2 separate regions of the Homo sapiens genome follow, and region 1 is linked to region 2. A link is an interaction called in ENCODE POLR2A ChIA-PET data of the cell type or tissue named here. Cell type or tissue: endothelial cell of umbilical vein. All regions are shown on one strand. Each heading gives the region's core, and the rest is flanking DNA. Links, peaks and the distances in the headings are about the cores only. Region 1 has its middle 23 kb from the start of IL31. Region 2 overlaps MLXIP (MLX interacting protein).

Region 1 (4,387 bases), core at 217-4,216, 53 kb after region 2:
TTCCTTCAGGTCTTTCCTTAAACATCAGATCCTCAGAAACCAGCCTTCATATTCCCTCCCCACCACACAGGTGCACGCACACATGGAGTCGGGCCTCGGAGCGGCTCTCAGGACACCGATCATGTTGAATTACTCAGTTTCTCTTCCCCACCAGATTCTGAGCCCACCAGGACGAGGGCCTGGTGCCGTACCTCGCACAGACCTGGCAGGAAGCAGATATCGAGACAGCCTGTGGATGAACTCTCCTGGAGCCCATCCTGCTCCAGCTGCCTCTGCCCACACCCTGGGACTGGTGGGGCAGGGGAGGAAAGGGGGATCAGAGGGGGTAGGTTGAGCGACAGTAGGCGTTGACTCTGAAGACTGCGTAGGTAATTTCAAAACTTCAACTTGAGTAATTGTAGCTATAAGACTAATCTCTAAATGGTGTGAAAAGCATTTCATCTTGATGTGGACTCGATTCTGTAGAACATGGTTTCCCTTATTTTCGGTAAAGATCTGAAATTAGATTTGTATAGGGTGGTGTGATTGAACTTATCCTGAAGTTTAATGCATGTACTTTCTACCTTTTTAGTTCAGAAAATCTTCAGTACACAGAAGTGGAGAATAGTATAATGAGCCCCTTCATCATAATGAATGACCACTATCCAGTTTAACAATGATCAACTCAGGGCCAATTTTGTTTTTTTCTAAGACCTCACGCCCACCTCCATTATTTTGAAGCACATTCCAGACACCATATGGATTTCATCTGTTAAGTATGCCTTTTTTTTTTCTTTTTGAGACAGGGTCTCACTCTGTTGCCCAGGCTGGAGTGCAATGGTGCAGTCTCAGCTCACTGTAACCTCTGCCTTCCTGGGTTCAAGCAATTCTCGTACCCCCTCCTCCCGAGTAGCTGGGACTACAGGTGCCTGCCACCAGGCTGGGCTAATTTTTATATTTTTAGTAGAGACAGAATTTCACCATGTTGGCCAGGCTGATCTTGAACTCCTGGCCTCAAGTGATCCACCCCCACCTCGGCCTTCCAAAGTGCTGGGATTACAGGCATGAGCCACGGCACCCGGCCGTAAGTATGCTTTTTAATACCATTTCCAGAATTGCATATATACCTGCAAAGTTGGTCATTTAAAAGTTCCCAAAGGCTTTGTGAAAAGCAACAAAATCACAGTTAATGAGAAATCTGGGGAATGGGGCATTCTGATTGATCAGATTTTCTGTTTCACTGAAAATCGTTAGCTAGAAAACCCTTATTGTGTAGAGGGGGGAAAAGCTTTTTAAGATAAGAGTCTACTTTCCTGCCTTAATGGGCTTGGTACAGTGAGCAGTCTAATCTCTTCATCTAGTCTGACTGATTTTCTCTCCTGGGGGAAGTACTGAACAGAGCTGGTTGGTTGCATTACAATTTTGCATTGGGGGTGGAGCCTGAATGATCAGGGGTTAGCGGTCCTCCCCAACTTGCCCCCCACACCTGTCCCATAGCCCTGACTCCAACGTGTTGGTGTCTCCCAAGTTCCCAGCGCCACCCATCAGTGGACTATAATGATGCTGTGTCAACTCTCCTGTATGTACTGAGATCTGTGTTTCTCTAGTTTCTGTCCCTCCTTTCCCTAATACTTGCTGTGTATTTACCGACTCTTCCTTTTTATTCTCTGACCAAGATGTGGGTACTGGCTAGGTGCGGCGGCTCACGCCTATAATCCCAGCACTTTGGGAGGCCAAGGCGGGCGGACCACTTGAGGTCAGGAGTTTGAGACCAGCCTGGCCAACATGGTGAAACCCCATCTCTACAAAAAATACAAAAAATTAGCCGGGTGTGGTGGCGGGCACCTGTAGTCCCAGCTACTCAGGAAGCTGAGGCAGGAGAATCGCTTGAACCCGGGAAGCGGAGGTTGCAGTGACCCGAGATTGAGCCACTGCATTCCAGCCTGGGCGACAGAGCGAGACTCCATCTCAAAAAAAAAAAAAAAAAAAAAAACCACCCACAAATTAGCCAGGCATGGTGACGCACATTTAATAATCCCAGCTACTTGGGAGGCTGGGGTGGGAGGATCGCTTGAACACAGGAGGCAGAGGTTGCAATGAGCCAAGATTGTGCCATTGCACTCCAGCCTGGGCAACAGAGCGAGATTCCATTTAAAAAAAAAAAAAAAGGGCCGGGCACCGTGGCTCCACCTATAATCTCAGCACTTTGGGAGGCTGAGGCGGGTGGATCACCTGAGGTCAGGAGTTCGAGACCAGACTGGCCAACATGGCGAAAGCTCATCTCTACTAAAAATACAAAAAATTGCTGGGCACGGTGGCTCACGCCTGTAATCCCAGCACTTTGAGAGGCCGAGGTGGGTGGCTCACCTGAGGTCAGGAGTTCAAGACCAGCTTGACCAACATGGAGAAACCCCATCTCTACTAAAAATACAAAATTTGCCAGGGTGGTGGTGCATGCCTGTAATCCCAGCTACTTGGGAGGCTGAGGCAGGAGAATCGCTTGAACCCGGGAGACGGAGGTTGCAGTGAGCCAAGATCACGCCATTGCACTCTAGCCTGGGCAAAAGGTGTGAAACTCCAACTCAAAAAAAAAAAAAAAAAAAAAAAGTAGCTGAGCATGGTGGCAGGTGCCTGTAATCCCAGCTACTTAGGGTGCTGAGGCAGCAGAATTGCTTGAAACTAGAGGCAGAGCTCGCAGTGAGCCAAGATCATGCCATTGCACTCCAGTCTGGGTGTCAGAGCGAGACTCTGCCTCAAAAAAAAAAACCAAATGTGTGTACTGAAGGTTGTATTTTAATGAGACTCAGAGAATACAACAGTGACTTTATTGCAAATACAATAAAATCTTTGTTGATACCTGTGATAGGTTGTGGTATTTGGCTTCTGAGCCAGGACTGAGCTGGATGAGCAGAGATGGACCAGCAAAGGGGTTGGGGCCAGGGCGAGGAGGCAGAAGCGACCTCCCATGCAGAGCCCTTTAGGGAAGGGCAAACTTCACAGAAACAGTGGCCAAATCTCACATCTGCAGAGGTTTTGTCTTTTCCTGGACATTCCCTTTGCTGCCCCCTGGGGCTTTCTCTTGTCAGTTATCTCTTCTGTCCCTTGCATTTTTCTCCTTTTTCATTGACTCATTCCTCTCTATTCACAAGTTTTCTCTTTCTCAAGTCCCTCTACCTCTAACTAACCTTACTTTCCATCTCTGTGCCCAAAACTTGCTCATCTGCAAACACTCTGCATCCTGATAAATGGCATTGACGTCTCCCCAAATGTTCCAGCCAGAAACTCAGACTTCACCCTAGCCTCTTCCTTTCCCTCTCTTCCCACGTTCAGCCTATTAGCAAGTCTCGCCAATAACACCTCCAAAATACAGACGGCCCTGACTTAGGATTCTTTTTTTTTTTTTGAGACAGAGTCTCACTCTGTAGCCCAGGCTGTAGTGCAGTGGCGTTATCTTAGCTCACTGCAACCTCCACCTCCTGGGTTCAAGCGATTCTCCTGCCTCAGCCTTCCTAGTAGCTGGGACTACAGGTGTACAGGTGCCCACCTCCATGCCCGGCTAAATTTTGTATTTTTAGTAGAGATGGGGTTTCACCATATTGGCCAGACTGGTCTTGAATTCCTGACCTCAAATGATCCACCCGCCTTGGCCTCCCAAAGTCCTAGGATTACAGGCGTGAGCCACCACACCCGGCGATTTAGGATTTTTTGACTTTAGGATGGTGTAAAAGCAATACGCACTCAGTAGAAACTGTACTTAAGATGTTGAATTTTGATCTTCTTCCAGGCTAGTGACGTGCCGTATGATCTCTTCGTGGTGCTGGGCAGTGGCAGTGAGCTGAATGAAGGCAGACAGCCAACACTCCTGCATCCTGGGCTGCCAGGCACTTTTGCCCAACTGTAGGCTGCTGTGAGTGTTCCGAGCCCTTTTAAGGCAGGCTGGGCTGAGCTATGATGTTCAGGAGGTTAGGTGTATTAAATGCATTTTTTACTTAACATTTTCAGCTTACAGTGGGTTTATTGGGACGTGACCCCATTGTAAGTCCATGAGCATCTGTAATCACAGACCCAGCCACCTCTCCCCATTCCCACTGCCATGACAATAACCCTCTTGCCTGGACAATTTGAATATTCATGTTGTTGTTGTTGTTGATGTTGTTTTGAGACACAGTTTCACTTTGTCACCCAGGCTGCAGTGCAGTGGCGCAATCTTGGCTCACAGCAACCTCCACCTCCCGAGTTCAAGCGATTCTCATGCCTCACCCTCCTGAGTATCTGGGATTACAGGTCTACGCCACCGCGCCTGGCTAATTTTTGTATTATTAGTAGAGATGGGGTTTTGCCATGTTGGCCAGGCTGGTCTTGAACTCCTGACGTCAAGTGATAAGCCCACTTTGGCCTCCCAAAGTGC
Region 2 (4,387 bases), core at 242-4,241:
TTTTCTTTTCAAGTTGCATTTCAAATTATCATAGAAAATCAGAAATATAGGTAAAGCTAAAAGAAAGAAATAAAAATTACAACACCCAGAGATAACTTGTCAGTTCTCTAGTGTTTATCCTTATAGACCTTATTTTTTATTTTTATTTTTTGCATGGTGAGTATATATATATTTTCCTTATTTTTATTTTTATTATTATTTTTTTTTGAGACAGAATCTCGCTCTGTCGCCAGGCTGGAGTGCAGTGGCGCGATCTCAGCTCACTGCAACCTCCGCCTCCCTGGTTCAAGTGATTCTTCTCCCTCAGCCTCCCGAGTAGCTGGGACTACAGGCTTGGGCCACCACGTATTTTTTCCATTTAATAGAGTGTGAACATCCCTCCAAGCCACAAAATATCCATCTGCAATTTTTTATTTTTTAAAGATAGGTCTCACTTTGTTGCCTAGGCTGGGCTGCAAATGTGTGATCATAGCTCACTGCAGCCTTGAACTCCTGGGCTCAAGCAATCGTCCCGCCTCAGCCTCCCGAGTAGCTGGGACCACAGGTGTGCACCGCCACACCCGGCTTCTGCAGTGTTTCTTAGTGGCTGGATAGTATTTCATTGTATGGATGTACTACTATTTATTTTCTCTCTCTCTGTTGATCACCGAGAATATTTCGCTGGTGTTTTTGATAACGCCTCCCATGTTTCTAGGCCCCTGTTCCATTCATCTCTGTTTTCATAGCCCTGGTTGGCTACTTTCTCTGAAAATGTCTGCTTCCTCCTCCTTCCTGATAGGAGCCTTTACCCTGGGAAGCTTTCAAGTCTCTAAAAATGGCAGCAATTCTTATCACCACTTTAGGCACCCCTCCTTGTCCCACTGTCCCACCCTCCCAGGACAGGTGTGTCTAGGGGAATGGTGGTCAGCAGGCGCGGAGCTGAACGGTGGCCTGTTTATTCTGAGTCCGGGAGTGGAAGCTCCTGCGCTTTCACATTTGTCCAGCAGCCTGCTGTGGGGCAGGGGTAGAACGCACAGTCAGCAGCATGCCCGCAGGACTGATGCCGCAGCTTGCATGCCTTGTGGTGCTCTGCTGACAGACCCCCGAGGCTGTGACCGCGGTGTCCCCGAGGTGACTCCTGCCCTTGGCTGTTTGTTGTGCCTGAGGTAGGGAGAGCAAGGCTCTGTGAAAGTTGTGATTCCAGGTGTGAGTCCCCCCAGCTGGCGTGAGCTCTCACGTGGAACTGGAATGCTGCGGGTACATGTCCCTGCAAGTTACAAAACTGGGGAATGACTTGGTACATGGAAGGAAGAGCTGACTCAACGCTCTGAAAAATGATTTAAGTATTTTTTGTCAGATTGAGTCCGGAGATGCCGCTGTCTGGCTTGGCAGCCTTGCTTCTCAGCTGCTCGCTTGTGGTGCTTCCGTGGGCCTGTCTGTCCTAACACTTGCATTGTCAGAAGAGTGCTCGGCAGAGGAGCTTTTGGCCGAAGGCATGAGGACTTTGGTTATGGGTGTTTTTTTTGGGCGGACAGGGTCTCGCTCTGTCACCCAGGCTGGAGTGCAATGGTGTGATCACAGCTCACTGCAGCGTTGAACCCCTGTGCTTAAGCAGTCCTGTCACCCTGGCCTCACTACAGGTGTGAGCCACTGCACCCAGCCTTAATTTTAAAACATAACCAGGGCCAGGTTTGGTGGCTCACGCCTGTAATCACAGCACTTTGGGAGGCTGACGTGGGAGGATCACTTGAACCCAGGAGTTCCATATCATCCTGGGCAACATAACGAGACCCTATTTTTACAAAAACTAAAAAATTAGCCAGGTGTGGTGGCTCACACCTGTAGTCCCAGCTGCTCAGGAGGCTGAGGCGGGAGGATCTCTTGAGACCAGAAGTTGGAGGCTGCTGAACTATGATCACTGCACTCCCGCCTGGGTGACAGAGTGAGACCCTGCCTCTAAAAAAAAAAAAAAGTAATTAATTAATTAAAATTGCTCAGGCCCAGCTGTGTGAAGGCCGGTGTCCCCACACTGCCCACCATCCCCCTGCTGTGTTCTTGCTGAGAGTTCCTTACTGAGGGCTCCATTTCCTGGCCCGGTGGAATGCCTGCTCCCAGCTCCCTACTCTCCCAGGCTGCTCCCTTATCTATTGGGCCAGTCTCTGTTTCCCTTTAGTTTTGGAATCCATGGGTTCCCCCTCCCCACAAGAAACCTTGGCAGAAGGCTTTGTCCATAGGGAAGCAAAGAACCCAGTTAGCAGCTCAGCTCTGGCCTGGCCTTGGCCTTGACCTTTCACAGTACTGTGAGCCAGCAGGTAGGTAAGCTCACTGGTGCTATGCACGGCCTCCTTCAGATCCTTCTCAGGGCAGCCTACCAGAGACTGTATTTGCAGAGGAGCTGGCAGGGCCTGTGTGGAGCCAGCTGCGCTGCGCCTGATAAGTTTGTTTGCTTATCTTTGTTTGTGTGCTTGTTGCTGGCTCCTTGGAGCTATGGGTGTGTTTGTGGGGTGTTGGAGATGACTGACCCTGATTGGTAAAATAGGGATGAAGCGAGCAGGGCAGGGTGTGGTGTGAGAAATAATGTCATCTATTCTTCCGGTGCCCCCCACTTCTTCCCCACAGAGAGATTTTCCTTCTGTTCCCTGTCCTAGAGGGCCCTGGGGCAGCAGCTTTTAGGTTCTTGGAAAGATGGGGAGCAGCCACCCCCGCTGAGCAACTCAGATTGAGGTTGGGGTGTGCTGCCCTCCCAGACGACTGGAAGATTGACACAGCAGCGCTCTTTCAGTTCTTTGTTCTTTGTTGGCTGGGATCACTGGAAATATATCAGTGAGACTTAAATGTGTCCTGGGAGCTTGAGCTGCCCAGTAGGCGACCCATGGCTGCAGAACAGCCAGCTCCAGCAATGTGTCATCCTGGAAGGGCAGCTGGCCTGCCTTCTGTCAGGTCACATGGGTTGGCTGATGTTGGTTTCTGTGTAATTTTTTTCCTCCTTTTTAACATGGTGCCTCAAAGTCACGGGGACTTGAGGGTAGAAATTAGGAGGGAAGGGCAGGTTTTTCAGCTGGCTCTTGGGCTGTGCTTGACAAAGCCATCATTGTTTTGAATAAAGTGCCAGTTGGTGTGGTTTGCGTCGCTCCGGTGCTCTGAAATTGGCTTCTCTTCTTCCACCTCTGCTGCTGATCCTGGGGGTGGGCTGGGAGGAGGACCACTGGTTCCAGAGAAGAAACCACTTCCCTTTGCCTCCCTGCTCAGCAGGAGCAGCGGGAACAGCGTCTTAGGACAGTGAGTTAACTACTGCAGAGCAGCTGGGCGTGGTGGCTCACGCCTGTAATCCCAGCACTTTGGGAGGTCAAGGCGGGAGGATCACTTGAGCCCAGGAGTGTAAGACCAGCCTGGGCAACATAGCAAGATCTTCTACAAAAATTATTTAAAAAATTAGCCAGTCATGGTGGCATGTGCCCGTGGCCCCAGCTACTTGGGAGGCTGAAGTAGGAGGATGGCGTCAGCTGGGGAGTTTGAGGCTGCAGTGAACCATGATCGTGCCACTGCACTTCAGCTGGCCTAGGCAACAGAGCAAGGCCATGTCTCCAAAAAAACCAAAACAAACCAAAACAAAACCCCAAAACAAACAAACACAAAAACCAAACTATTGCAAAGCAGATTGCTGTCTCTTGGTCCAGAGGGCATCCTGGACCCCAGCTGTTGGCAGCCAGCGGGCATCCTGGACCCCAGCTGTTGCAGCCAGCCTTGCCTCTTGGTAATGCCCTGGGGGCATTGCCCTTCCAGGCATCGTGCTGCGCACTGGTGGCCCCAGCCTCACTTGGCCCTAGCCTGTTCCAGACATGAGACCGCCTGCTGTGGTCAGGTTCCCCACCTGCTGTCCCTGCAGCCCGGGCTGATTTCCCCAATGACCTTTTTGGTCTGATGTCTGTCCCTATCATGTGTATGATGCCTCAGGCTACAAATAACCAGCAAGAGAGAACAGTTCCTCTGCTGAACTCCCTCAGGGGGAGGAGCAGAGCCTCAGGGCTTTGGCTTTCTGATGCCAACTTAGGTTGCATTGTCCTACCTCTGCGCCTCCTTGGTTTCCTATTTGTGTGGCTATATGAGGAATAGTCCTCATATCCAAATATATTTGTGGAAATCCCAGCCCTGAAGGAGTTTAGGGCATTAGGAGAACTCCCTTGGTGGGTGGGAGGGTGGAGGCGGCTCACATGGAAAGGTGTTTGTAGTGAGAAGATGGAGACTACATTTCCTCCCCAAGTCAGGAACTTCGTTTCTCTGCATTTGAATCAATAGCTCTCCAAGTGCAGTGTGGTTATACCCCGACATTTGAAGAGCCAGGAAGGAGGAAATGCAGAGTGCAAAAACATGTCAGGTCTCTGCCCCAGACAGCCAAGTTCAAGTGTTT

What was found. ChIA-PET counts read pairs that join two places held together with the same protein. Peaks named below come from ENCODE experiments on the same cell type or tissue, not always from the same donor. Only the 100,000 strongest peaks of a DNase experiment are listed, where the experiment ranks them.
Region 1: POLR2A ChIA-PET joins it to region 2 with 6 read pairs; 4 of 35 experiments call an interaction of 5 or more read pairs at or near these places.

The regions. Positions count from the first base shown.
Region 1 is chr12:122,149,130-122,153,516 of GRCh38, forward strand. No RefSeq gene overlaps it. Among named protein-coding and RNA genes, the nearest start is that of IL31, 23 kb to the right of the region's middle. In endothelial cell of umbilical vein, for the core only: no CTCF peak of the experiment used is centred there; no DNase peak of the experiment used is centred there.
Region 2 is chr12:122,095,677-122,100,063 of GRCh38, forward strand. All of the region lies in intron 1 of MLXIP (MLX interacting protein), which reads left to right. Among named protein-coding and RNA genes, the nearest start is that of MLXIP, 19 kb to the left of the region's middle. RefSeq lists enhancers at 531-1,031, 1,032-1,532, 2,284-2,937, 2,938-3,591 and a silencer at 2,270-2,429. In endothelial cell of umbilical vein, for the core only: no CTCF peak of the experiment used is centred there; DNase peaks (open chromatin) are centred at 1,275, 2,305 and 2,875; H3K27ac peaks cover 514 bases.